Regions from separate parts of the Homo sapiens genome. Here region 1 is linked to region 2. The links are chromatin loops, found by intact Hi-C in ENCODE. Cell type or tissue: dorsolateral prefrontal cortex. All regions are shown on one strand. Links, peaks and the distances in the headings refer to the core of each region. The heading gives the core; the rest is flanking DNA. Region 1 overlaps SLC35F1 (solute carrier family 35 member F1). Region 2 holds the start of SLC35F1 (solute carrier family 35 member F1).

Region 1 (15,164 bases), core at 4,732-12,731, 360 kb before region 2:
AATAGAAATTAGGGAAGCATCAATCTACCTTTTAAAAGTCCTAAAAAGAGGACACACTGTTTCAGTGAATAGTCTCACCAATATTTTTCAAACGCCACACTGTTATGGCCTCTTCTGTTAACTAGCCTTTGACTGTAGGAAATATACTCATCAGTACTTTGAGTTTTCACCAATTCAGTAATAATTATTGATCATCACAACACAATTTTGTGTAACCACAAGTTCACAAGTATTTTCTAAGTTATCACTAACAAAAAGATTAAATATTATTTATTATAATTTGCTGATAATTATATTTGTCAGTTTTTAAGTCATTTGAAAGTAGGTACCTATACATATAACATACATTAAAATTTAGTTAATTAAACATAATTAAATTAACCAGAACATAATTTTATCCAATTATATTATATAATGAAGTGTTTGATATAATAAAAAGTGTAGGTACTAAGACTAATATTTTGTGCCTAAAATTTGTATCTAGTTATTTCCAGGTGGAAAAATTATTATCTACATTTTCTCATTTTTTGTAGGTCTAAATTTCTATGCTAAAAAATGGTATATATATATACATATATATATATATGTATATATATATACACACACATATATATTTTTTAATCCAGGGAGAATATGTTTTAATGAGATTTATTCAATCAACCCTTTACTATAAAATTATATTTCCTCTGTTAAGAAGTTTGCTTAGCTAAAGCTGTTTTTTCTTACCTATTAAAATAAGCAGCAGAAAAAAAATTTGTATCTAGTTAACTGGAAATTATAACATATTGCATTAATAACATATAAAATATTAACATAGTTTATGCACAGCTAATGCAGTAGATGCCTGACACGGTGATAGCAATTTTTGCACAATGTTCATGGTGAAAGTTATGCTAGAACATCTGTCATTTATGTATGTATAAAACCACAATACGTGATAATGATTTACAAATTTTGGGTAAATGGACATGTTTAAAATTATGAAGTGTCTACCCAAACCGATAGTTCTCTCCCTCCTCTGAATTTCACAGCATTGGTATCTGTCTATGGCACCCACCATACTCCACTCCTTGTCTGTTACTTGTTAACTTGTGTATCTCATTTCCCCGCAGCCAACTGTTCTCTTACAAATCATGGTTGAAGGGCAGGGACTGTGGCTCACTCAGCTGTATATTCTGTGTGGTCTCCAGCATGAATCCTGCAGCATTATACATTCTCAATAAAAGGCTACATGAATTGAGCTGACTGAACAAGTCTTAATACATCCTATGGTAAATGTTTTCAGTGAGAACAGCTTTCAATTTATTGGTAGAGTTGGGTCTGATCACATCTCTATCACTTACTACCTGTGTAATACTGGGAAAACTACAGAGTCTTCCTGAACTTCAGTTTCCTTATATTAAAATTAGGTTACTGTGAGAATAAAATAAAATATGACATGTAAAATGCTTAGCATTGTATCTGACACTTAGTAAGTGTTCACTAAATGGTAGTTTAAAAAAGTGAATAAATTATTTCCTGAAGCACCTGTCTCTTTGGGTTGGGCATTTCTCATTTTGGATTGCTCCTTGATTCCAATCAACCTAGTCATAATTGCTTTGCAAAAACTGGCTTTCCTTATCCGATTTTTGTTTAAGTACTAGAAACATCATGTTTGGAGACATGTTTGTGTATGCGTGGTGGTGGGAGGAAAAAGGAAGGCTATTTGAAATCATGACTTACTACTAGGACAAGAAATAAATGGTGAGTTATATTATTCTAGAGTGTTGAAAGACTATCAGTGCAGTTCCTGAAAATGTATCCATCCCATTGAATACATCTGCCTCTCAAATAGGGGGAACCAACTATCTTGTTTTCCTGGGACTCTGTTGGTTTTAGCACTAAAAGTTCCACATCTGGGGAACTTCTCCATTCTGGGCAACCTAGGGCAGTCACTTACACTAATTTACTATGATAAAACGTCTTTACATTTGTTGTAGAAGTCACAATTATGGAAAAATAAGGACTAAGTGTTACAGCAAAAAGAATAATGGCTAAATTTCATATCTGGGCCACGTAATTTGGTGATGGTGTGCCCTTAAACATATTGCTTATCTTCTCTGAGGCTTGATTTCTTCAGCTGCAAGAATGACAATAAAAATTCTTTGCATAGTTAGGAGGATTAAATGAAATAATATATAATAAAGTACCTGACACCTGTGGGCACTCAATAAAAAGTGTCATTTTTACTTGATTGTGTTTGATTACCTGGCTCCTTGAAAATATTTTCCTTTCCTTGAAATAAATGTAAAAGTAAGTGTAATAAAAAATTATTGTTGGCATCTAACATCTTTGATAAATGAACTAAAAGATGCAATAAATGTATTGTGTTAGAAAAGGATATTTTGAAGGGCGAGAAGGATATTTCATAACAAGGAGCTATTTTGATTAGGTTTTATCTTAATCTTATTACCTTCTAACCTTGCCTTTTATATCCATTAAGTTTTCCCAGGCAAGCAGAGAAGTCCTGGTGCTGAATCTTTTCAACTTTACTAAGTCATTTTTACACACTCCAACACATCTATAATAGTTATAATATTCTCAGAAGCCACTTCTATTGCCTATTGCCCTGCACATCAGTAAATGCAGAGATGGTCTTTTGGAGGAGGCCTATACTGCTGACATGGAGCCAAGGTGACAAAGAGAATACACATATTAAGCCCACTGATTTTTTACCAGTAAGCTTGGAAAAGACATTTCCTTCAAGTGAGCTCAAAGGCGTGGAAGCATCCTATAGTGGGTGATGAGTTGTACAGGTGACAAACATAGAATGAGAACATAAGTGCTGTTCGCATCCTTCCCAACACATATACCACTCTATAGTCTCTAAGGCAGAGTCTTCCAGGCTGGGGACTAGGATGCTTTCTCTCCACCTCTGTCTAGAGTGGGAAAACTTGCTGGTCAAGTTTCATCAAAAGCCCTATTCCTGGCACATCATTCTGTGCCCTTAAACTTATATTTTGTACATGAAGTACTTAATGCCATCTAAGAAGTTTCCTTCAGCCAGACTTAAATCAAAACAAAGAATTTCTGGATAGCTAATGAAGAAACATGCTGACGAAGTGGAATTAAAGCAATTGCTTTAATTATAATGAAGTCAAAGAAACTTTGAAAGGGCCGACATCAATGTGCTTGGAGACAGAATTGTCAAAATCCCAAACGAAGATGAAACATAGATTAAGCATTATAAAAAGGATGAAGTCAGACAGTCTCTTTTCCTGTGCAAAATTGTTAATACAGTGATAATTTTATTATTACTGTGATTTTCTTGAGGTAGAGTCTTGCTCTGTTGCCCAGGCTAGAGTGCAGTGGTGCAATCATAGCTCACTATAACGTTAAACTCCTGGGCTCAGGCGATCCTCCCGCCTCAGCCTCCCAAGTGGCAGGACTATAGGTGCACACCACCATGCTGGCTAATTTTTTCTGTAGAGATGGGGTCTCACTGTGTTGCCCAGGCTGATCTCTAACTCCTGGCCTCAAGTGACCCTCCTGCCTTGGCCTCTTGAGTCGTTGGGATTTCTGAATGTGCCTGGCCTGGTGATGACATCTTATATGGACTTGGATGCCTGACTTATGTTCTGGTGAGTACCTGCAGTATTTTAGAAAAGTTTTGTGACCCTGGCTGATTAATGCAATTGAACCAACTCTGCCATAGACATGAAAAAAAAGGAATATTTTTGATAATGATATGTAACAATTTTAGGATTCTATTGACCTCAAAACCAGTGGGTTTTTTTTTCTTTAAAAAAATATGTTCTCTGTGATGGCTTAAATTGCTGCCTACTTTAATATTTTTATAGAGGCAGAGCATGTCCAATCATAATTTTATAAAATGAGTCCTTGGATCCTATATCTGGGCTGGTCTTAAAACATCATTCTATGTACTTGGGCACCATTTCAATAGCACAGAAGGTGCTCCACAATGATAAAGCTTAATTCTGTTAACACTGATGCTTTGTATATCACAAAAGCAATGATGCTGTGGGCCTTAAGCAGATTCACATGGAGAAACCAAATTCCACTCCAGTATGTTTTAGCCACATCTACATTGTTTTTTTAAAAATGACACTTTGGAAAGACTCTCTAACAGACTTACTTTCTTTTTCTTAAGCAGTTTTGCTTCTTTTCTAACACTTCATTTAAAATCAAAACAACATTTTTTACAGGATTAATGAATACAATCTAGTGAAATCAATTCAAATTAGCTTAACATTCTAGGCTTAAATGTTCATCTTTATAGTTGACTATCGAATGCAAGATGATGGCCAAGATGAATGGCTGGGGTTCATGAAGATAGAGTTTTTATAACTAAGGGTACTTGCTTCTGCTTAGCCTGTGTTTACACAGTGTGCGGAAAGCTGAGAAAGTGTAATGAAATTACAACTTTAGGCCGGCCGCAGTGGCTTATGCCTGTAATCTTGGCACTTTGGGAGGCCGAGGCTGGTGGAGCACTTGAGGTCAGGAGTTCAAGACTAGCCTGGTCAATGTGATGAAACCCCGTTTCTACTAAAAATACAAAAATTAGCTGGGTGTGGTGGCAGGTGCCTGTAATCCCAGCTACTTGGGAGGCTGAGGCAGGGGAATCACTTGAACCCGGGAGGTGGAGGTTGCAGTGAGCTGAAATTACGCCACTGCACTCCAGCCTGGGCAACAGAGCGGGACTCTGTCTCAAAAAAAAAAAAAAAAAAAAAAAAAAATATATATATATATATACATATATATGACTTTAGAACAACTGGCCACATTGTATAAGACAAAAATATTATCTGATTGGTCCAAAAAGATTATTCATATCAACATTACTACATGTATATAGCATAATATTGGCCTTTTCATATGACGTCTATCAATATGTCATGGAACCAGTGTTTCATAGAAGAGAATCTGGGAAACACTGAGGTATTTATTTTCAGATTTCTATTGAAGTGGGGACTGATGGTGTTGTGTAGATGGTGTGGATGTGTGAGGCTGAGGCTGTCTCTCTTTTGTTCTATGTTGTATCTTCAGCTCCCAGCAACATGGGACAGAGAAAGAGGCCTGCCCTGGAGGCCGGGGGCCTTGTGTTCCAGTCTCTGCTTTGTCAGCTCTGTGACTTTGGGCAACTCACTTGGTTTGGATGGATCTTGGTGTTCACATATGTCAATTACAAAGGAGTTGAACAAGGTCCTTTTCAGTTATAAAGTTCTATGGTACAACATACATGACATTGTTTCAGAGACTTAACGTGACCTTGTCTCATAAAGAGAAACGGTCCACTTTTGACTCTTTATCATCTAATTTCCTAGAAGAAGGGGCAATTCCAAGAACTATAGAAAAGTGGGTACTTTCTATCCCATTTCTAATGTTAACAAAGAAGGTCATTTTTTTTCTGTTCCAAAAACCCTTCTGTAGCTAAAATTTTGGTATATTTTAAAGAATTGCAATGCTTTAAAAAGGGTCTTCTGGAAACCACCCTGACTCAGGGCTCCCCCAGCAGATTCACAGCAATTTGATGAGTGAATCATGCAGCTTTACCTTATGGGTTTATAAACTCTAATTGATACCAATAACCCCTCCTCGCAAAGCAAATTAAAAACCATGTGTGAGAAGACTGAACTTAACTCTCCCTCCTAAAATTATGGAGCACTCCTAACTAGTCCTCAAACTTTATTTACTCGTGGGCCTATAAACCAACCTTCACCCAGTAGTTTGAAAGCTCAGTCTTTCTCTGGCTTGACAGAGAAAGGTTTGGGGTTGGGGAAATGTGTGGAAGGCCCTGTGGCTCAGGAGTGAATTAGCTCATTACCACCAACTCTACCAAGGACCAGGGCTTGGGCCAGGCAGCTGGTTCAGGAACGGACTGACCTCCAAAACATCTTCTTGGTAGGTCATGACTCTCAGTTTTAAACACTGTCTGCATGTTTCTGAATGGATGCAGAAAGGGCATGAAAGCTGTATTTTGCAAACTCATGCACTCAAGAAACATGCATTAAGCACCTCCTGTGTGCCCTGTTTCAGGTGTGGGGAACAGACATGAACAGGACACAGATAGTGGGAAATCCAGGTTCCTAAGGTCCTTGTTTTCACCCAACTATGAACATTCCATTTCTTGCCTTGGCCTCACCCGCAGAGGTAAGGAACCTGGTGAACATCCGAAGACTCACCTGCTCCCTGATGTCTTCCCACAAGCACATCTGCTCCCACCATGCAGCCCATTCCCAGGATGCAGACAACGATGCCGATGAAATGCACAGCCTTGTACCGGATCAGCAGGAAGAACCAGGAGAGCAAAATCACGACTGGGATCACAAAACAGTCCAGGAGCTATTGGGAGGGATGAAGGTAAACAACAACAGGAGATTCAGGAGGAAGCATTCCATGTAGTAGGGAAAAGTAATTTAGTTCTGCAGAAAGGGTTCTGCCTTTCCCCTGAACCTGAGATTTTGTGTAGACCCAGACTTGATGTACTTAAAACAGACTCTGAAATAAATGGAAATTAGCTTTATTTATTTACTTAATTGTAAACATCCCCCAAACTTTAAGGGAAAGGGGAGAAGGCAAATTGATAAGACAGGCTGGTGGTGAAGAGTCTCCTGCCTCCAGGTGCTGGGGCAGCTCTGCCTCCTGTCTTCCTCAGGGCCAGGCCATGCTCCATGGGAACATCTTTGGTTCGGGGACAGTACACCCAGCCTTTTTACATTGTCCCCCTATTTTACGAGTAGATCCGGGAATGGGAGATGAGGGTGCAGAGGTCTTATAATGTTTTATGAATTATTAGAAATTAGACAAAAGTTGAATTTAATTTCTCCTGGACAGCTGTCTTCCTGCTACCAGTAAAAATTGATCTGTTCTTGTCATTTCATTCTTAAAATAAAAAAGTGCTCTAAATATAAATACAAATATGAGTCTCAAAAGTAGAAATACTTAAAAGAACTATTAGAAAAAAAATTTTTTAAAGAAAGTTGAATAGAGTATAGCAAAAAAATTTGATTTCATTTTTTATATATTTTGTACAAATAGTGAGATTCCATCTGACATGTAAGTCCAAAGAGTTGATAGAGAATTTGCCCCAATTATGTAGAGAGATAATGTGGTGAAATGAGAAGACCCCTGTGCTAGGAGCCAGAAGACCTGAATTTGAGTACAGATTCTCATTTACAGCTATGTGACCTTGGGCAAATCACAAGCTCAGGAGCCTCAAATTTCTGTTAGTAAAATGAAGATAACAACTTTCCCCAAAGATCAGCATGAACCTCAGAGATACTACATATGAAAGTAATTCTTAAATCACGAGGCCCTCATTGCTGGTCTATAACTCTGCTTTCAAACACACTCTTTGGGCTCCATGGAACTAATTCAGATTCTACCACACTGTGGTAAGACCTCTGGATACACTATCCAAGACAGGGTCTTTCTTAGACAAAGTGATGTCACATAGAACTGCAAGTTCCTTGTACCACATGAGGAACTTATGATTTGTCCAACCATCCAGTATATCTCCTTGCTGGAATTCTAAACAAGTGGCCTCTACCACCCAGCTGCCAGTACAGGGCAGTGATCCTCAATACTCCTTCACTTTCATTGCCTATATCCTATTGATTACCAAATTCTGCCAATTTAATCTTCCAAACATCTCTCAAATCTACTCATGCCACCCTCTCCCACTTCTGCCACCTAGACTGAGCTAACATCCTCTGCTACATGGAACAAGCCTCTCCTTCATGCCCCAGGGCCTTCACTTATGTACACTCCTCCTTCTGGAGGAGCTCCACTGCTTGAACTTCCTCCTCCTTTATCCTTCAGGCCTGCACTTATAATTTGCCTCCTCAGGAAAGCCTCTTAGATCCCCAGGCTAGGTCGAGTCCTGTTTGATGCTTTTGTTGAATGCTGTACTTCTCCTCTGTAGTTCCAATTGTAATAGTACTTAATTAGCACAGGATTATTGGCATCAGAACACTGCAGGGATTAAGAGGAGTATTCAATAAGAGTTATTGAACAAATATATACAAAGATTTTTAATGACCAGAAACATCAAAATAGAGTCTCCAAGATTCACTGAAGGCTGGAAAAGGTTTGCGTATTTGCAAAGCATCCCTGAACATCAGAGTGGCTTCTTGGCACTGCAAATAGCATTGTGAATCCCCTCTATCCCCAAAGCTTTTTGTGACCTGGACAGATGCTCATGTTTCTCTGTGCACTGGTCTTCTCCTCTGCAAAATGAAACAAGCACTCAGAATAGTAAGCTATCCCTGAGGTTGCTGAGATGATAAGGTGAGGAAGGACCACGTGAATGCTAAGTAGCACTGTGATGGCTGGGGGCTGAGCCCAAAGGTCACAGCACTCTTGGAGGGGCTACAGGAAGGAGGTGGTGGCAGGTAGGATTGTACTACAGCACACAGTTGCTCACTGCAGTTAATTAGCAATGTGAGTTAATGATGTGGTAATATGCTCTAAGGTAGGTTTTACAGCTAGCCTCAGATGCTATTTCAGTGTATTAGGAAATTTCAGTTTGTCATTGAAAACTGTTCACTGGGCATAAAACAGTTGGTGTTTTGTGTTAAAAATTAAAAATGATTGAATCAAGTTGAAATATTTAGCTGCACACTACAGAATTAGGGTTTCATTATCTGGCTGGAAGCCCTCAGTCAGTGGAGCTGAAGGCCTCTATTCCTGAATTATTGAGGGCAAGCTAGGCCATGGTCCAATCTTTGAGGAGAGCTGAAGTGAGCTTTTAGGTTCTCAGTGTCATTAGAAAAGCCAAAGCACTTGATGAGTCCTGAGATCTATTCCTCTAATGGTTTGAGTTGGAAAATCCTTATTTGTAAGTGTCAGGTGGTCCTGTGGGTAAGTGCAAACTTTTAGAAAGAAGAGAAGGGAAAGAAGAATATAATCATAATTTTTCTTAAAGAAGGATACAATCAAGCCAGTGTTTCTGGGGCATTTGAGGAGAGAAGCCTGGTGCTTATCATACAATGGGGCCTCAGTAATTGGTGGCTGAATAAATCAATGAATTGTCAGACATATGGTATCACTGACTGTCAGAAGGGACATTAGAGATAATCAAGGTTGCTACTGGCATTTAGGGTGGGACAACTGATTTTGCAAGATTGTCTCATGCTCTCTGCAGGGCAGTTAGCATTGCTGGGCCTTGACCGTTAAACATTCTACACATTTGCAAACGCCCCTGGAGGGCAGTATCTCCTCAGTTTAGAATCACCAAGACCCTTGTATTTAATAGTTGAGGCTTCCTAAGTCCTAAGAGGTGAAATGATGTGCTCAAGGTCACACAAATTGTTAGTATCAGCAGAAGTTATGTCATAATAATTTTTTGGACAATGTTTTAGTGAAGGTCAATGACAGGAATATTTAATTGCTACAGCTGAAGCTCTCACCATGGCATCTGTAACTGTTGAAGAGAAACTGTTTGGCAGCTGCTCTTAGTAAACAGGCTATTCTTTTTTAGTGATTTTTGCCTTCAGCTTTCCCCTCGTGGTCACATAACATAAAACATACTGACAAAATAATTTTTCAACAGTTTTCTCGTAGCTTAATTCCTTGGCTAAGTGGTTGTTAGAGAAGTAGAAAAGAGAAGCATTATAACTGAAACTGTTAAAAAAGAAAACAAACAAACAAACAAACAAAAACTCCTCTTCTGATTGCCATTAATCTTTTCAGTAGATTTAACTTTCTTTGCATACATCTCTGAATCTAAAAAGAAATTATAAAATATCCATATGAAAAAATAAACAAATATTATTTTATAACCATCTTATGCTCTGAAAAATCTCCAAGGACATTAAAAATACTTTAATGGAAAAGTGAAGTGTTTATTACTCTTAGATTTACATAGATTCCTTTTTTCCCCCTAAGGATTTAAACGAATTTTATTCTCCTTATGCCTTGAATCCTTAGGCAACACATGCCAGAGGTGTCTACGATTCTGTTTTCTAATTTTATAGACACGGCCGGGCACAGTGGCTCACACCTGTAATCCCAGCACTTTGGGAGGCTGAGGCGGGAGGATCACTTGAGGTCAGGAGTTCGAGACCAGCCTGGCCAACATGGAGAAACCCTGTCTCTACTAAAATACAAAAATTAGCCAGGCATGATGGCGCATGCCTGTAATTCCAGCTACTTGGGAGGCCGAGGCAGGAGAATCGCTTGAACCTGAGAGGCAGAGGTTGCAAGAAGCTGAGATTGTACCACTGCACTCCATCCTGGGCAACAGAGTGAGATTCTGTCTCAAAACAAAACAAAACAGAACAAAACAAACAAAAAGATAGAGACATGGAGGCACACAGTACACAATGGCTGGAGAAAAGTCTCTGAAGTCATGGTGATAGCAACAGGATTACAATTTGAACCTTGTAGTTTTTTTTTAAATTCATTTTCTAAATAGAGATGGGGTCTCATTATATTGCCCAGGCTCGCCTCAATCTCCTGGGCTCAAGCAATCCTCCTGCCTCAGTCTCCCAAACTGCTGGGATTACAGGCCTGAGCCACAGCGCCCAGCTTGAACCCTGTAGTTTTAAACAACATTTACAGTTGGTTGCATTAAGTTTGCACTTACAGTTTGTAAAAACGATTATGTTATTTTTATGGTAGACAAAGTAAATCTTCACAACAGCCCTTTAAGGGAGTTATGACTGTATCTACTCTATAAATAAGGGAACTGATGGTCTAAGAGAAAAGCAAATTAGTATTAGAACTGGGGCTAAAACACTAGCGTCTGGACTGCTAGATCGGAGTTCAAGTGCAGCTTCCAAAAGTTATTTAAATAAAAAAGGTTCATGCTGACATTACTTTTAAGACAACAGAAGACAGTCAACATTAAGTAGCACTAAAATTTTAAAAATATGTATATGTACAGGAAGATTGAAGCGTCATTTAATTTCCCCTCTTTCTCCCTACCTCTTTTTCTTTTCCACTCCAGCTGATCTCTGACCATCTTATCACTGTGCCTTTCTCTGTGGCCTTTAATCACATTTGGTTATGCCCTCTCCTGCACACACGCATCCCATCCCTTCCTTCCTGCCAAAATCTACTCGAGCTTCTCTTTGGACTTCTGTGGATGCTCCCTTCCTTTGCCAGCACTCCGCAGACCCCTTAACCTGGCTTTAGACACCCACACTTCCGAAAGTGTGCTCATCATGATGCGCGCAGCCCCCTCAAACACGGTCATGAAGCTGTCCCAGTAGTGGACAGTCTCATGAAGATGGAACATTTTCTGAGTGTCTGTGAGATCTGCCTTCAGGCTGCAAACCCTCTTTACAGCTGGTGTGTCTCCCCAATTGTATCCCGGTTTTACAGAATATTTTACAAGTCTTTGGTCCACAAGAGTTCACAACTCTAAGTCTGGGATGCAGGGAGAGGCACAGGCTGTGGAGCAGTAACATGGGATGGGGATTAGGGGGCTGTCTCCCCTTAGCAATGCTACCAGGGGCTTCGGGCAACTGCTGGCACATCCCAGCCCCAGAGGGGTGGGATAGAGGGAGTTAGGAAAAGCAGAGAGAGGAAGTCCTCTGGGTCATCGGTGCTTCTGCCTCACCCCTGCCAAGTGGGTGGCCAGCTGCTACAGCCCCCCTCCCTTCAATATCCAAGGGAACCTCACTCTCTTCTCTGTTTCTCTGGCTCTTTCCTGCAAAACCCCCTTGGAAGTCATGAGAGTTCAAGAATTAAAGGAGAGATAAAGCCAGAAAAAGTTTATTCTTCATTCAGCTGACATTTATTGAGCGTTTACCAAAGCCCAAAGCCCCAGCCCCTGTGTGCGTTCACGTGGGCCCTAAATCCTGCTGACCTGCATTCTGTTACTCTGACACTGTGCACTTTAATTTAAATTTTCTACAAAGAAAATGTGTTGACTATTATGCTTGTGTATGCATATGTATATATGCATATTTGTATATAGTGTTGTTCTGAATAATTTTGAGCCAGCCCAAATCCAAGAAGAGGAGATAGTTGGCCATTTTGCAGTAAGCATATTTTTATGGCCTAAGTCTCATGAAATGGAATTCCTTCATCAGTCAGCACCAGGGAAGGCCTCTGGATGTTTCAGGAGAGAATCCAAGGCCAAGTATGATATTGACTGGATACTAAGGTATCACACCACAGGTGAGGCTGTTGGGCTTCGTGTGGTTATAAGACATGCCATGGGGACAGAATTTATATTATTTTCTTTGTTTAATCACTTTGCATCAATTTTGAGAGTCATGTAGTACAATTGCATTTATCACAACCATATAACTTTATAAGAGTGATTGTGCAATGGAATCTGTGTAGGTCAAAAATATTGCATCATCACCATCATTCAAGTGCCAGTTGGCCTCATCCAGTCAAGTGAACAGAGTAACTTCAGAGTTTTATAAATTCAGTTATAATCACAAAGACATTAGAGAGACAGACACAAGTCAATTAAATACATTCACAGACAAAGGCGTAGATACACACAACTAATATTACAGGGATAAAATTCATATTTTGTAGAAGAAATAGGTTAAATGAAATTAGCGGAATGGTAGTGAGGAAGTCATGAGAACTGCAGAATTAGAGGAAGAATAAAGCCAGGAAAAGTTTATTCTTTCATTCAGCTAACATTTACTGGGCATTTACCAAATCCCAGGTTTTGAGTGGAGACAGTGAAGGCATATATAGATGAACAAGATATCCTTTCTTTCTTCCCTCAGGAAATTCATAACACCATAAGGAAACACTACATTCATTTATTTAATAATTTTTTGTTGTGTGACTGCTTTATATGGGCATAGCCAGGCTTTGTGATAAGGTAGATAAAACTGTCCCTGCACTCCAGGGACTCCCAGTTTAGGATAAAGACACCCAAAAGAAGTTGCCTTCTTTTTTAAAAAAAATTAAAAACCCTAAACCTGTAATATAGATACTTTATCATATCATTAGATTTAGCTTAACATTGTTGAGATATAATAAATATACTATAAATTTCACCCTTTTAAAGTATGCAATTAGTGGTTTTTAGTGTATTCATGAAGTTGTACAGCCATCACTACTATCTAATTTCAGAACCTTTTCACCATCCTCAAAAGAAACTCCATACCCACTAGCAGTTACTGTACATTCCTCTCTCCTCACAGCTCCTGGCAAACATGAATCTACTTTCTGTCTCTATGGATTTACCTATTCTGACTATTTCATATGAATGAAATCATACAATATGTGACCCTTTGTGACTGGTTTCTTTCATTTAACATGATGTTTTCATGGTTCATCCATGTTGTTCATGTATCACACCTCATTCCTTTTTACTGCTGAATAATATTGCACTGTATGGATATATCATGTTTTACTTACACATTGCTCAGTTGATGAACATTTAGGTTGTTTCCACTCTTGGGTTATTATAAATAATACTGCAACGAACATTTTCAAGCAAGCTTTTATGAGGAACATGTGGGCTTCATTTCTTTGGGTAGATATTGAGAAGTGGCCCTGCCAGGTCATATAGTAACTCAGTGTTTAACACTTTGAGGAATTGCTAAACTCTTTTCCAGTGTCCATTCCATTCTGCAATCACATCAGCAATGTACAAGGGTTCTAGTTTCTCTTTATCCTATCAACATTTGTTACTGTATTTTTTTTTTTGATTTTTGCTATCCTGCTGGGTGTGGAGTGGTATCTCCTTATGATTTTGATTTGCATTTTTCTAGTGACAAATGATATTAAACCCCTTTTAGTATGCTTATTGGCCATTTTTGTATCTTCTTTGAAAAATATCTATTCAAATTATTTGCCCATTTTTAAATGAGGTATTTGTCAATATTTTTATAAAGTACTATTTTAATCATTTTTGTATTTTTGATGATTTTATTTGTTCCTGTTCTTCTGAATTATAAATGATGCTTCAAACAACACACTTAAATATGAGCTTCTGCCTATATCTCTGAATATTATCTTAGGATAAATTCCCAACCATGAAATGATAGGTCTAAAGAGTATACACTTTTAAAAACTCTTGATGCATACTGTCAAAATTTTCTCCACAAAGTTAGTGGCTATTTACTTGTTCAATTTCAGAGTATGAATGTTCCAATCTTACTGTACTCCTATCAATTTGTACATTATCTTTTTTATTGCCAATTTATATCAAACATAAACTTTTATAATTGTTTTAAATTTGTTATGTGATTACTGATGAAGCAAAACTTTTTCTTTCTATTAAAGTATTAGTATTATTACTGATATATAAAATATCTTTATATATTATTAAGGCTATTAGACCTTTATCGTATTTGTTGAAAATTTTTTATAGCTTTAAAAAAATTATGGGTTTAAATATTTATTTATAAGCTCATTTTAAAAAAACTTCTTCTCTCTCCCCAAATCAGCGAAGTAGTCAACTATGGTAAGTCATCTATGTGTTCTTTTAGTTATTTATGATTCCTTTTTTAACATTTAAAATTTTAATTCATCTAGAATATTTTGTTGCATGAAATTAAGTTAATAGCTAATTCAGTTTCTTATTACAGTCAACCTTCTCACTGCATCTGTTGAATAATCGGTCCCTTTCTTGTTGCTCTGCAATATTTTCTCTGTAGTATATTTTATATATATTAAGATCCATTTTAGGGTCATGTTATATACCATACTACCAACAGTATCATGTTGCTTTAATTGCTGTAGCTTTACCAATGCATTTTTAATGTTTTCTAAGGCAAATTGGTTTTCATTATTCATTGTTTTCAGAATTATCTTGGCTATTCTCATCTGTTTTTCCCTTCAGATGAAATTTACTGCCATATTTTTTAGTCTTCAACATCCCTGCCCATCTTAAAAAATCCCCAGGGATTTCAAAGAGCTTTTACATCCATTATCTCATTGTCAAATGTTAAATGAAGGCTTTGGGGGAAAATCTGTATCTTTCTCCAAACTTTTATGGAGTTTCAAATGAAATTTTGAATTTGGATATTTGTATTTACTGCTGGAAAATATCAGTTGGGTAAAAATTACCCTTTTCGAAAAGAGCACAGTGATATTGATGTCAGATAAACAAGATAGAGGGTTTTCGTTAGAAAAATTAGATAGTCACATAGCACTTAAATGTTAGACTTTAGCCTACTGTTAGCTTTTCTGAGTTGATTATGCAAAGTTCCATAAAATAATCCAAAGTAATAACA
Region 2 (15,164 bases), core at 2,371-10,370:
CTGGAATGCAGTGGCGTGATCTTGGCTCACTGCAACATCTGCCTCCTGGGTGCAAGTGGTTCTCGTGCCTCAGCCTCCTGAGTAGCTGGGACTATAAGCGCATACCACCACGCCCAGATAATTTTTGTATTTTTAGTAGAGATGGGGTTTCGCCATGTTGGCCAGGTTGGTCTCACACTCCTGACCTCAGATGACCCTCCCACCTTGGCCTCCCAAATGCTGGGATTACAGTTGTGAGCCACCGCCCCTGGCTGAAACAATATTTTTAAAACTTAAATTATAATATAATTCAAAAAATTATACTCATGTTGCCACTAACTAACTGAGTTGCCACTAACATTTTTTCTAAGAAAATACTTCCTAAAGAATATTTATTGTTATTGTTTTCTTTGACATTTCTTGTGAAATTCCTTCTTAACTATTGTACATTCAAGGATTCCCTGTATAATTCCAAAGTGTCAGAACAAGGTTAATACGCATTGCATATTGAACAGCTCATTTACATTATTCCAATATCTAGACACTGGGAAGCATTTATTTAGGCATTATGTGTAACAATTCAGATTATGAATTACAACGTTCATTCTAAATAGTGATACACATGTCAAGTTTCCCAGTTAGGTTTTGAGGTTTTGGCCCAAGAATAATGTTTCGTCACATGTGTGTATTCCATAAGAAGGCTCAGCATACAGTTACTGCTTAAGAATAAATGAATATAGACCTGTATATGTTCATGTTACCATTAAGAAACATGCCCAAAATTCATAGGTTTTTTCCATACATCTACTGAAGTTTGTCTTCCTAAGCATACTTCTTGAGAAGCATAATCAAGAATTAATGTGTCTGAACAATGTACAGGGCATGCTCATTGGCCTGAACGCAAATGAACAAGCAAGCTAAACTAAAATCTGGTGGTGGTACTTTCACATGCTCCATATTATTTTTATGAGAAATGGCAACTACATAATAAAACATCTCTTGCATTAAGTAACTTTAGAGCTATATGAGCGATATGAGCAGCAGCTCAATTGCCTATACCTTCTACATCTATAGATGTGTACAGTGAAAACAGACATCAGTTAAGATGCCCCTAAGACACTGAAGGATTTTGAGAAAGTAAAAGTTCAAAGAAAATCACACAAAGACAAGTATATTTTAATACACGTTAATTACCTGAAAACACATCATCTTTATCTGAGGTAATCCAAATATCCCTTTAATGTGAACATTAGTTTCTCCAAGCACTGGGCATAAATACAAGTATACTGGTATAATCATTTATTTTTATAATTTTGTCCTTTTAGTTAAAAACAAATGCACCCTTCAGACATCTTTTCTTTACTACTGATCTTAGAAAAGTCTGTTTTTAATCACACCACCCAGTTCCACTTGGAATATTTTATATTAATCAACCTCATTACTAGCTGATCTTCCTCTTTTCATTTTGACATGTTTTAGACGGAGCAGCTTGAGGAAGATTCTCACCATTAATTTCCTAACAAAAGCCTTCTCACTTGATCAGAAAGGATCATCTAAATTATATGTTTCCACCAACTGTATGGAATACCTAGAGTTCAGTCATATCCATTGGTTCATGATGTTCTGTCCACCTTATTTAATGACTCAGAAAGGCTATGTACACATATTGTCCCATTTTACATGGTAAGTTTCCTACTTGGACATTGATTTTATGTAGGCTTGCTTCAAACTCTTCTATGTATATCCTTAACGATCTTTGGTTTATATTCAAAAAGGTTTCAGAAATTTGAAAATAAATCTAAATATAAGTTGGAAATCAGTTCATTCTAAATCAAATGAATGGATGAGTCAGAATCAGTAGTGATTCCATTCTAATGATTAAACATTCCCGCCATAAGACTCAAAGAGGCAGAAACCCCTTTATAATTTGAGACAACCCACTGTATGTCTTAATGGGAAGAAAGTGTATCAAAACAAGAAATTCACAGATATTTCTGTTAACAACTGAAAATAATACTCATGTGGGAAAAGATAAAAGCACACATATGCAAAACACAAAACAAGCTATCACTCATTTCTCAAAAACATTTCATTAAGAAATCATTTAGAGTACAAAATCTTCAGGCACTTTAATATGTAGGTCAGTAGCTACTCCTGTATGTGTCTAAGAAATCTACCTGATCAGCAGTTTCTTTGAGAGGGTCATCAACTGTTGCCCTTGAAGTATTTTCTTTTCGTCATTTTCTGATTGCCTGTGGCAGGGTAATATATACTATACCATGCTAAGAAATAAGGGAAGGCCAGGCACAGTGGCTCATGTCTGCAATTGCAGCACTTTGGAAGGCCAAGGTGGGAGGGTGACTTGAGGCCTGGAGTTTGAGGCCAGCCTGGGAAACAGAACGAGACCTCGATTCTACTAAAAATTTAAAAATTTTTTAAAAATAGCCAGGCATGGTGGTGTGCACCTGTATTCCCAGCTACTTGGGAGGCTGAGGTGGGAGAATCACTTGAGCCCAGGAAGTCAAGGCTGCAATAAGTTGTGATCATGCCACTGCACTCCAGCCTGGGCAACAGACCAAGATCCTGCCAGAAGGATGGAAGGAAGGAAGGAAGGAAGGGAGGGAGGGAGGGAGGGAGGGAGGGGAGGGGAGGGGAGGGGAGGGAAATGTGAAGAAGACTTTGCCGTATTTTTTCCTTGTTTGAATCAATATATTGATTGGTTCACAATTTTGAATATTAAAGGAGTAGTAATTATTCCAGCATTTAAATTGTCATGTTTCTTGCATCCTTTTGCCAAAACAATTTTGAGTATACCAGGGGAAAAAATGTGATGTCCCATTAATTATTTTAAAAAATTATCTAGTGCCTCCTCTTTCACCAAGTCTTGAATATAATTACATTCTAATCTAACTGTTTCACAGAAAGGGAGTAGTCAACCAATGAAATACCCCAATTGTTGTGTACAAAATGCAGCAATCCAACTCGACAAGCCTTTAGAGTAAGGGGAGAGGCTATGGAGTATACTATGGAAATAAAATGATGCTGAATAATGTAAGGCAGATTTTATTAAGATAACACTATATTTCATTCTAAGCTTCTTGAGAGCAAGAAGTACCTTTAATTAATTATTGATGAGCAATTCTCTCTTTAACTCTCCCTGGGTAGACAGGATATAGATAGCGTATGTGTTTGCAGTTCTTCCTCTGGGTTGTCAGATAGCTGTTCCTGTAGACTGTGACCAATGGCAGGCAATTCGCCAGGCTTGGCTTGCTCACAGTCTAATATTTCTCGTCCCATTGCACCACTCTGTGTCTCAGCATTACCCCTTTGGCCCAGTGGGATGCTAGGAGCTGACAGTGGTACAGCCCCCATTTCAGTCACTGAAGAGACTAGCCCTACCAGCCCACAGCAATAGAATGCTGCTAACCATATATCTGCATGTCAAAAGTTGGAGGGATATTTTTTATATTGGCTCCCAGCTTCCCGATTTGGAACCACTTTCTGCTAGGAGCTAAGTTGCTGCATGCCAAGGGTAGAGGAAAGAAGACAAATGAAGACAATGAGTGGACAGGGCAATGTGGGTGAAGTATTCAGGAAGGAGGAAGAGGAAAAGAAGAAAGCAAAAAAGGAGAAAGTAAGCAGATGGTGAGTTCTTAGAAAATTGACAAAGATGCTTATGATTAGGCCCCAATGGGCCTGCCTGATATCCATTACTGACTAGTCCAACACATCATGAGGGTTCAAACCAGAGGGGAGCCACATCCAAGCACTCTGCAGAATCTCAAAAATTCACTCTCCCCCATACTCTCACTTTTACCTAGAGCCTAATCACTCTATAGCCACTATTAAGGCTCTCATTGACATAATTATGGCACAAAAGCCAAGCCCATCAGCATGCTAAATAAATTATGCCATTGAGATTTTAAAACTTGCTCAGATTTTTCAGTCTCCTTACTAAAAATGTTCTTTCTTGAAACAAAGAGTTTCTTCTTATCCTTTAAGGATAAGGAAAAGCCAGTTACTCAATACAAAATATTATATTGAAAATTTTGAATAACTTTGAAAGACAAATAAATAAATAATTGTTTTAGCTTAAGTCTAAAGGCTACAAACCTAGGGTTCCATTCACGGTTGTATACCTGCGATGAAATGCCGTCAACCCAACATAAGTATAAGTTCCTCCTCTATACACTGGGACTAGTACAACTCATGTCACAGATCGTTTCATTAGAAACACAAGGTTCTACCCATAACGTAGCATGACTTCAACTTCATTTGCCTATGTTTACCCCATAGGCTTACCTTAGAAAAAAAATGAGTTGAATACATTAATTCATGTAGATCTTTATACTTTTCCAAGTGTTTTCTTCAGCATTATCTAATTCTCAAAATCATGGTAGGGAAGTAAAACAAGTACTGTATTATTAAACATAATTTACAATGAAGAAACCAAGACCAAGCAGATAAATGGCTCTGCTGCAAACCACTTGTCTAGCTACTGGCCAAGGTATGATGACAACATACCCCTCACTCCTACCTCAGTGATCTTGTTTTTCTGGGCTCTATGATTCATTACATATCAAGAAATAACCTACATGGAATCAGTAATAACTTATAATTGAGCAAAAAGAAACTGAGCAAAATATTACATCAATATTTTCTAGTTTGATGAGAAATAATAATAATTAAAATATATTGTGATTAAAAATTTAAACAGCCAATGACAAGGTAATTGCAATTGAAAAAAAAACTCACAGGTATTCATAAAAAATACAAAACCCACATAATATGTACTGAGCCAGCGTCTTCTTGCTTTATTCTACTTTATCTTTTGGAAGGTGGTATTCTCAGCTACAAATCAAAGACTTAGTTCTATTACCAACTCCTGTCTCCCGTCAGAGTGAATTTCTTTCTGTTTGATAATAAATGGAAAGCTACAGAAGTACCCGCAAATAAACTAACGCACGCATTAATTCCCCACCAGGGATTCTTGAATGGTTCGGGATTTGATATAACTAAATTAAACTATACTCCCAAAATAAGGATATTTCTCAAGATTCTATTTCTGTACATAGTTTGTACTCCCACCAGAGCTTTGAGCCCCAGACAGTTCCGTGTGAATTCGTTGGGAATCTCTGCTACCCAACACAATGCCACACAGAAACCTGTATGAACAGAGCGACTGGAACAGTTACCCCTACAGATGCATCGAAAGGCACCCACGCATCCAAACAAAAAAGAACACAAAACCCATTCCCTATACAATTTTTTAAGGTGTCAGCTCGTCAACCATTTCAAGTTACTTAAGTAGAAAAAGTCCCTTTCACATCACAGTTGAGTCAGAGGTGCCAGAGGTACCCCCATTTTCACGTCAACCCAGGTCCTCATCCTAAAACGTCAACGTCCTGAATCCACTACGCAGATTCCAGCACTGGAGGCGCCGGCGATCGGCACCCGCCCCCTCCGGCATGGGCGCTTCGGAATAACTGGGCGCCGCCGGCTCACACCCTGCCCGCAATGTTTTGCACTTTGCTGGGTCTGTTCCAGGCCTCTAGCCCTCTCTTCGCTGCTCCCAGCCAGGAAGAGTCCGAGAGGCGACTGGAGCGTCAGGCTGGAGAAGTGGGTTCCCTCCGCCTGCTAGGCTGTCGCTGCGACCCCATTCCCCCGGCAAGGGGTCGAAGCCCCCGGGCGGGGCGGGGCGGAGGACAGCACGAGGCCCAGGACTTCCACGCCATCTCTGCAGCCCCGCGCCTCCCTCCTCAGCCCTGGCCGGGTCCCCGCGTCCCCCCGACCCCCGATCGCAAAGCCGGGGTGCGAGAGGGAAAGGGAAGTGAGGCGGCACGCGTATGGAGGGTGTGAGTGCGGACACACATACAGGGTGGCTAGGTACGAAAAACCCCGCCTCTCCCCGAACTCCCGCCTCGGACCAGCTGCAGCTCCACCACTCCAGGGCTCCCTGCGCCGGGACAAAGCTGCCGCGGCCTCTCTGCGCCCGCGGAGCGCGTCGTCGCCCGATCTCCTCAGTCTCCTCCGGCCGCAACCCCGTCCCAAAGGACCCGTGGGCCGCCCCAGGGACGGAGGGGACCCGGAGCCGGGCGCCCGCAGCCCCCGCCCCCCGCGCCCTCGCCCGGCGCCGCCGCTCACCTGTTCAGCACTTTGCGGATCCTCTGGCGCACGCCAGCCCGGGAGGAGGCGGACAGGCTCCCGCCGCCGCCGCTGCCCTCGGCCGGCAGGTTCTCGATGGTGGTCACCACATGGTTCGGCGGGGCTGGCGACGGCGGCTGCAGCTGCTGCTGCGGCTGCTCAGGGGGGATCATCGCGGCAGAGGCTGAGGCGCGGCGGCGATCAGAACGCAGCCGGGTGCATCGTGTGCCGGTTCCGGGCCCGGGAACGCGCAGAGGACCCGGCCGGGCGGCCGCGGCCCGGGAGGCGGTGCTGCCTGCGAAGCGGTGAGGCGGGGAGGCACCCGCGGCTACGGCCGCCGCCGCCCAGCCCGCCACTCACTCCTCTCCAGTCCCAGTGCGCGCACCCTCGCGCCCGTGCCGCCGCCGCCGCCGCCCGCCCCGGCTCTTCCCGAGCCGCGTCCCCAAGTCCTGGCCCGCCCCGCGAAGTGGCTGCGAAGGGTGTCGCGCGGGGGCGCGGAGCTGCCGGTCGGTTCCGGGGAAGGAGTCCTGATTTCTCCTTGTTTCCTCGTGCCCGGGTCTCCTCGGGGCGCGCGGCGGCAGTTGTGCTGGCGCCGCCTCAGCCTGTGCCCCGCTCGGTCGGAAAGCTACCGTCTGTGTCTCACGGAGTGAGAGACCGAGGGTGAACCCGGAGAGCCGGGCGGGGGCGCCGGCGGCGGCGGCGGCGGCGGCGGCGGCGGCGGCAGAGCGGGGCGCGGGCGGGGGACCTGCGCGCTCTCCTCTCGCCAGAGGGCGCTGCCGAGGTGCCTTGTTGCCCCCGACCCTCTACTGCCCCGTCCGCAGAGGCCCACGGTCTAGGTTGTGGTGATTGTTTTGGTTTGGGTGTTTTTTAGGGGGATAAGGGGGCTGGGAATAGATCCTCCCTGTGGAGTTGGCGGGGATTCCTCGTTTCTGCCCAAGCGCCGCGGAATCCAGCACCACCGGCCTGGGACAGCGGCAGGACGCCGAGACAGGTGCCGGCCCCGGATTAGAAACCCAAACGGAGAATCCTAGATGTTGCTCCTACTACATTCGCCATAATTGGCCTGGTGGAAATGGGAGAAAAAACTACTTCTCACAAAGAATCAATTCTGGGAACTGGAAAAAGCATATCAGACCAACTCAAAACGTCTCCATTTGAGGCAATGTAGTGCTGTGAAAGGAACGTAGGCAGATTTGAGTTTCAGTGGCACATCTGAAACTTATCCGCAGAGACTCTAAGCAATTAAATTCTGAGACATTCTTCTCTGTGCAGCGAGACTACTCATGTCTTTCTCCCAGGGGAGTTGTAAGACTTAAATGAGGTAAACCACGCAGCAGGGGAGCCTAACAGCTCCTTTAATAGTCCCCCAACTCCAAAAGGGAAAGTCCTGTGTATCTGCCACAGAAATCTTGGACCATATTTCTACCAATGGAAACTGACTCTCTGTCCCGGGCATTCTTATACCAATTGATCCGGATCCCAATTAATAATCGATTCTTGAAAGAGAGATATTTTTCAAATTTTCCTTTATTTAGACTGTTTAGATAGGGATCTTGCCTTGAAAAATGATATGCATTTTAAAAAACTCTTCGCTTCAGTGCAGGGAATTGAGTAAGTTTAACAGGTAAGTTTGTTCACACAAAGGCATGCTGATACCACTACTGAATCCAAATGCTCTGAAACCAGCAAATTAAAAATACCAGTGATAGGATTTGCCACTGAGAGAGGGAATTGGGGAGAAAATAACACTCAAAAAAGGAATGGACTATGTCCTTTCAACAGAGGAGAAAAGGAATATGGAAGGATATAAATAAGATGGGATTCTTTGTTCAGTTAACAAGGTCCAATTCCTTTAACAAAATTCGGAGTCTTTTTTTAATCATCAAAAATATGAGAAAACGGGTATTTGCAAAATCTCTTCAATCTATATTTCAATTCTGTAAAACCTACTTGCTACCTGAAATATCCCTGAGGTTTCTTTCTACAGAAATTAACCCCAATTGGAACATTTTCCCTTTTATAATTAAAATGTCGTCCTGTTCTTTCTCAACAACCTTTCATTCTCTGATTTTTCCACCTCAGATTTGCACAGGACACTCTGAAGAATTATTACAAACAGGACCAAGGCTTGTAGCCTCTTGGGCATTAAAATTCCAATAGTGGCAATAAATTTACCCTTAGTGGACCCACCGAATGTAGCAGACATGAATAAAATGCACTTCAGCTGAACCTGGCAGCAAATCGTGGTAGAAGTCTCTCTATTAAAACAACATTTATGGTAATTTCAGGTGTCTGCCTTGAATAACTGGTTGCTTCAGTGCCCTCTTCCTTCACATTTGGCTTGCCTCCCTTTGAATGTTTTTGGCACATCACGACTCAGTGCTGTGTCTGCACTTCAATGTCTGCATTTGCATCTGGTCATTTCTCTAGAGGGACTACTAAATCCAAATGCTCTACATCTCCTCTGAGTCAGGAAGGGAGAAAACCAAGATGAAAGAACAACAAGATGAGAGATGTAAAATTTCGATCTTGTTGGTAAGACCTCAATGCAGACTCAAGCCTTATGCTTTTGTTACTCCATTTCTGGGGGAATACAGCATCAGATCCCTTCTTATCCTCTGATTCTGTACTCCATGCTCATTTCTTAGAAAGTAGCTAACCGCCAAGTGTGTTGGTGTGTGCCTGTAGTCCCAGCTACTCTTAATGCTAAGACAGGAGGATGGCTTGAGCCCAGGAGGTAGAGGCCAGCTTGGGCAACATAGCAAGACACCATCTCTAAAAGAAAAAAATATTTAAGTAGCTAGATAACATTTGTGAAGTAAGTAAACAGGAGTCAAATGTCCAAGTGTCATAATGGTGTGTCTGACATGAAATTAAACATAAAAGATGTAGAAAAGGGCTGCTTCCCTTTTTCCTGCTGCAAGACTTTTGTCCATCCCTGACCTCAAAATCAGTTCACGAGCTCTGACCAAAAGGAAGGGAGATGAAGGCAATGGGCTAAGGATCTGTATGTAGTTTTCAGTGGTGGCATGTGGGTTCCAGGGACATGCCTACTTCTCAGTTTACCTCCTCTTTGTCAGCTGTGGTTAGTGGTATGATGCTATTGCAGAATTTCCATGCCACAAAAAATTCTGCCTCTCTTACCATTATATCACCCGAATTTCTCTTCAGGCACAGACTAGTTCTGTTGAATTCCTTAAGGAAGCAGAAGTTGGCTATCAGCTATACCTTCTTTAGTGTTTCTCATTTTGAAGACATGTCCACTGATGTGGGGAAGAGTGAAGTTTGGCCTATGTCAGAGTCACCAGGCACTGACTAATCTGTTTAGCATAGACTGCACCTGTGCACGTTATTGAGAAAAAAGCTTCACAGTCATGCACCAGAGGTAACTGATGATCCTCCCCAAATTGCTGAACAACTATCTGGAATTGCTTGTGCTGCTGCAAATGACCAGTGGCCATATGCTTTCCCCGTATCATTCTTTTAATCTTTTTCTTTATCTCCTAAGTCAGATTGAATCTTCTCAACATGTAGTACTGAATCTATGGCCTCCAGAATGATAGAGCTTTGTGGTTTTGATTCACATAATAGAACTTGAATGGGAGAGAAAGCCAGGCAAAACTGGTGAAAAATTTGTGGAGAGGGGAAATGGCAGAGGAGTAGAATGGGTAAATCAATTTACATCCAAGAAATGGATACAATAATTGGCATGTTAAAGCACAGAACTTCAGTGAACAATCATCATCAATGAAGATAGTCTATAAATGGTATTAGTGGATATGAAAATATGCACAGAGCAGGGAAACAGACACTAGGCAACAGATATCAAAGACTGTTCACACATTCTACACGATGTTTCTGTTTATGTAATTTTTTTGTTTTGCATTTTGGAAACTTATTCCTTTGGAGTAAACCCAGAATACTGTGTAGGTTTATAATTGACCTTTTTGCTAAGAGAGATGGAGGATTAGAGATTAGTGCTGTTAGTTGTGGATAAGGGCTAATTTTGCAGAGTCAGACTACATTTTGATGAGTTTAAAATTTCTAAGTATTATTTGCAGAGTATTCCATGTCCAAAAGCCTGGTTTGGTATGTCTTTGTCATGGTGACATGGTAAGTCTCTGTTGACAGGAAGTTTGCCACATTCAGTGAAGGAATTATTCAGTAGTATCAATTTCCTCTAAATGAGTAGGATTATCTTAATATCCTAAGATATTAGGAAAAAATTCTATAGATGATGATATCTCAGAAGCGCTTACTATTTTACATACAATCAGTTATCAAATATCTGAATAAGGGAGAAAGATCCTTATACAAACATCAATTATTTCAGCCAGTGACTTCAATATTCTCTCCTTCTAAATATTTTAATACATAAAAATACTGATGGAAAATTGTGGGTAAAATTGTAATGACTTTTGTGTGGAATTTATACACTGAGTTATTAGGGCTAGGTAGGTGGAACTTGGAGCCCAAGTAATCTCAGTTCCAATTCCAGCTCCATTAACAAACTGGGTTAATTTTAGGCAATTATCTCAGATTTTCTGAGCATAAGTTTCCTAATCTTTAAAAATGGGGATAAGGGCCGGGCGCGGTGGCTCACACCTGTAATCCCAGCACTTTGGGAGGCCGAGGCGGGCGGATCACAAGGTCAGGAGATCGAGACCATCCCGGCTAAAACGGTGAAACCCCGTCTCTACTAAAAATACAAAAAAATTAGCCGGGCGTAGTGGCGGGTGCCTGTAGTCCCAGCTACTTGGGAGGCTGAGGCAGGAGAATGGCGTGAACCCGGGAGGCGGAGCTTGCAGTGAGCCGAGATCCCGCCACTGCACTCCAGCCTGGGCGACAGAGCGAGACTCCGTCTCAAAAAAAAAAAAAAAAAAAAAATGGGGATAAGGTATATACCTTTCAAAACACATAAACATTAGAAATTATGATTTTATATATTATAATATATAAATATATATAATTTCTAATATTTATAATTTTATAAATATATAAAACATGATTACATCTATGATTTTATAATATATAAAATCATATATAAAATTTCTAATGTTTATAATTTTATAAACATAAAACATGGTTATATTTTTATGATATGTATTATATAAAATCATGTTTATAATTTCTAATGTTTATAATTTCTAATATATATAGCAAGAGAGAGAATATCTGGCATAAAAACTATTTTTAAAAACGAATTGATCTGGACCTGGTCATGATAGAGTGGCTGTTATTGGAATTAACTTTCCCATGTGAACAATTCAATTCTAAAAGCTGGATAAAATATTGGACAGGAGTCAATATAAGACTATGATTCTTTGGGGAACAGAAACACATCAGAAATGAAGCACATTAGATGAGCCCATGTTCATCCCAGCTTTCACCCTATGGGCATTTTCCAGATGACAGTGTAGAGAAACAGTGCCCAATCAGAGTGGCAGTCTCACTGGGTAAAAGGGACAGAGATGGGAATTCAGAGCTGCAAAGGCAACTGGAATTTGGTGGGCAGAGTTCCAAAAAGGAGGGACCTAAAAGAAGGACCTTAAAAACACTGTGTGAAAATTCCCCTCAGAGCCAACTTTTATGCTATATATGTGCAGCACAAGAGTCTGGGAGATCAAGCAAAGAAAGCTGCTCAGAAGCTAGAGGGCTGAAAAGAGATTTCAGAGGCAGCATAGTGCTGAAAGGAATATAGGTTGGCATTCAGGCACAGTGATTGTAGAGAATACTTGGTGAGTCCCCAGACTTTTGTAGAAACTCTTAAAAAGGCCATACCCTAAGTATAAGAACCATGTAATAAGGGCTATGCCCTAAGACTAAAGACAAAACAATAGACCTTCCCTAACAGAGCCTAAAACCAAATCTCAACCTGATAAAGGTGATCCACTGACAAATTGATTGCCTTCCAGATTAAAGCTTAATGCTCTCTTGAAAAAGATGCCATCATCCAAAATCTCTATACTGTAAATTGATAATATCAAGCAATTAATCAGAAATTACTGCAGATGCAAAGAAGCAGGGAAAAGGTTACAGATAATCTATAGTACAGGTTAACAAATGTTTTCTGTAAAAGGCTAAGTAATAAATATTCTTGGCTTTGGAGGCATTAGTTTCTCTCATAATTATTCTGTTGCAACTTCTCTGCTGTTGCATGTGAATGTAGCCATAGACAATAGGTAAATGAATGTGGCTGTGTTTCAGTAAAACTTTATTATAAATAATAATCTATAAGATGAACACTGAAATTTGAGTTTCATATAGTTTTCACAATTCAAGAATTTTTTTTTTATTTTTTAACTAGTTAAAAATGTAAAAACCATTTTAGACTTGGGAGTTATATAAAAGCAGACCAATATTCATAAATATAGATGCAGAAATCCTTAACAAAATATTAGTGCATGAATTCCAACAACATATTAAAAAAATTACATACCATGACCAAGTAGGATTTATCCTAGGAATGAAAGGTTAATTTAACATCTGAAAATCAACTAATGTAATATACCACATTAATAGAATAAGGAACAAAATCTTCATGAGCATTTCACAAAATTTAACATTCATGCTTGATAAAATATCTCAAAAACTTGTAAGAGATGAAAATTATTTGAATCTGAAAGAACATTTACAAAAAACTTACAATGAAAATTATATTTAATATTTAAAGACTAAATGCCCTTCAAGATCAGAAAAAAGTCAAAAATATCTACTCCCACCACTTCTACTCAACAGTAGAAGGATAGGAGGATATAGCCAGTTCAATAAGCAAGAAAAATAAATAAAAGAGATTCAGAAAGAAAAGGAAAAGGTAAACCTATCTCTCTTCACAGATAAAAAGATCTTTTATGTATAATATACTAAGAAATTCACAAAAACACCATTTAGAATTAATGACAAATGCAGCAAGGTTTCAGGATATAAGATCAATATACAAATATCAGTTGTATTTTTTTTCTAGTAATGCACAATCTGCAAATGAAATTAAATAATTATATTTACAATAACATCAAAAAGAATAAGATACTTAGAAATAAATGTAATAAAAGCAGTGCCAGACTTTTACATAAAAAGTCACAAAGTATTATTGCAATAAATGAAAGAATCTAATGAAATGGAAAGACATCCCATGTTCATGAATGAGAAAACATAATTTTATTAAGATGACAATACTGCTCATTGATCTACGGATCCCATACAATCCCTATAAAAATCTCAGCAGGTTTTTTTGCAGAAACTGATAAACTGGAAGTATATTTAGACATCTGGCAGAGAATTTGCAATTTAATGACAAGCGAAAAATTTCAGAAAATGATAATAATTAACTGTAATGATAACCAAGAGTTTTTTGGGCAGGAGATGAAAAGTAGTTCACTAATTGTCAAAGCTTTAAATAGCGTTTGCTGAGCTATAACAACATAGACACTGAATTTTGATCTAGATAACTATATTTGACTGATGACAGGACAAAATGATGCATAGGTATATTTGGAGTTAGGAAAAATGAAAGCTAAATTGACAGCTTTCATAGTGAGAAAACACTAGAAGAATCAACTAAGAGAATGCAAAGTGATTGCCTCCAGTGATGGGGAAAATGGTGGAAAAGGAGGAGGAGCACTACTGTTTTACATAACAAACCTTGTAGAATTATCTGACTCTTTAAGCCATTTCTAGATATAACTTTGAAAACAAAATTTAATTACAAAAAAGGAAAATACATAAGTGTAACCTTGATACATATTTTTGTTTCTGTTGAGTTCTTGGTGTTATCAAGGCACCTTCCTGAGGAGCTTGCAGCTAAGGGAGAAAATTGGAGGTTGATGCCAAGAGCTGGAATAGTTTCTTATTTAGGCTAACAAAGAAGTTTCACAGAAAATCTGCAAACAAGTTCATTAATTTGCCAATTATTCTTTCATTCTGTAGAGATGTCTACTTTTTCTTTGTTGATAAATGTTCGATTTCCCAATAGATTAATTTAGCTGCAATTCAACAAATATTTTCTTGTCTTTTAAGTAGATATGAAATGATAGAATATTATAAAAACAAGAAGCCATTATTTTCTAGCTAATATTCTTTATCAACAAGGTAGGGAAAGATAGAAAGATAGTAAACTTCTTTTTCACTTTACAAATCAAAAGTTAAACATGGTTGAGTTTATTCATTCAGTTGGTTGTAGTAGATTTTCCTTTTCCATTTAGGCTTATTCAAGGCTGTTTAAAGTCAATTGGAATAAAGTATCACATATTGGATATCTTTCAATATCATATTGTAGAACATTAAAAAGCTGAATAGTCTACCTCCAACCCAGTAATAATTTCTCATGCATTTCTAAACTCTTTTTATTTTTAAACCATTTATACTGATTCTTCCTGGTAAGTATACAAAAATATATTTGTGTTATTTTTGTTTACCTGGAAACCCAAATGAGCTCCTAATTTTGTGCCTAACTCCAGTTTCTTATTTTCGGACTCAGACTTAAACATTCCATATTCTCTACTTGATGATAAACTTCATAGAAGCCAGAAACCTTTCTGAAGGCCAATCTTTCCCATGTCAAGTTCAGTTAGAGCTGAGCTTTAACAAAGTCAGAAGACCCTGTGAGGATTACTAATCACCTGTGTGTTGATACAGTCCTAAAATAATACTTGTGTCACCTAGCACTGAGGTTTTCCTTGGCTCCAGTGATTTTCTTTCAACTCGTCTTTCACTTCCAGGGTCCTTATCTCAAAAACTGAATGCCCTCTGATACATGGATAAAAAAACCATCATATTCTCTAACCACTATGTCTAGTATCTTCACCTTAGCATTCCACTGACCTCATCAATACTTCCTCTCAAATTCTCAACACCATCCCTACCAAATTTAGATTCAATGAGCCTCTATTCCAACATCCTTTTTCAAATTACCTTAATTTCTTTCATCTACATCAGCGGTCCCCAACTTTTTTGGCGTTTCATGGAAGACAATTTCTCCATGGACAGGGGTGGGCGGGTAGGGGGATGGCTTGGGGATGAAACTGTTCCACCTCAGATCATCA

What was found. Peaks named below come from ENCODE experiments on the same cell type or tissue, not always from the same donor. Only the 100,000 strongest peaks of a DNase experiment are listed, where the experiment ranks them.
Region 1: it touches region 2 in a loop (4-fold over the local background); 3 of 110 quality-filtered maps call a loop at or near these places.

Annotation. Positions count from the first base shown.
Region 1 is chr6:118,258,173-118,273,336 of GRCh38, reverse strand. It overlaps SLC35F1 (solute carrier family 35 member F1), which reads right to left. Exons shown (of 8, transcript NM_001029858.4): 4 at 6,183-6,342. Among named protein-coding and RNA genes, the nearest start is that of PLN, 280 kb to the left of the region's middle. In dorsolateral prefrontal cortex, for the core only: CTCF peaks have their summits at 8,990 and 9,194; a DNase peak (open chromatin) is centred at 9,176.
Region 2 is chr6:117,898,859-117,914,022 of GRCh38, reverse strand. SLC35F1 (solute carrier family 35 member F1) reads right to left here and starts at 6,759. Exons shown (of 8, transcript NM_001029858.4): 1 at 6,124-6,759. The coding sequence starts at 6,296. It overlaps LOC124901480 (a long non-coding RNA gene), which reads left to right and starts at 7,093. Exons shown (of 2, transcript XR_007059904.1): 1 at 7,093-7,747; 2 at 8,206-8,364. In dorsolateral prefrontal cortex, for the core only: a CTCF peak has its summit at 6,964; DNase peaks (open chromatin) are centred at 3,246, 5,452, 5,872, 6,832 and 1 weaker place; H3K4me3 peaks cover 4,049 bases; H3K27ac peaks cover 2,970 bases.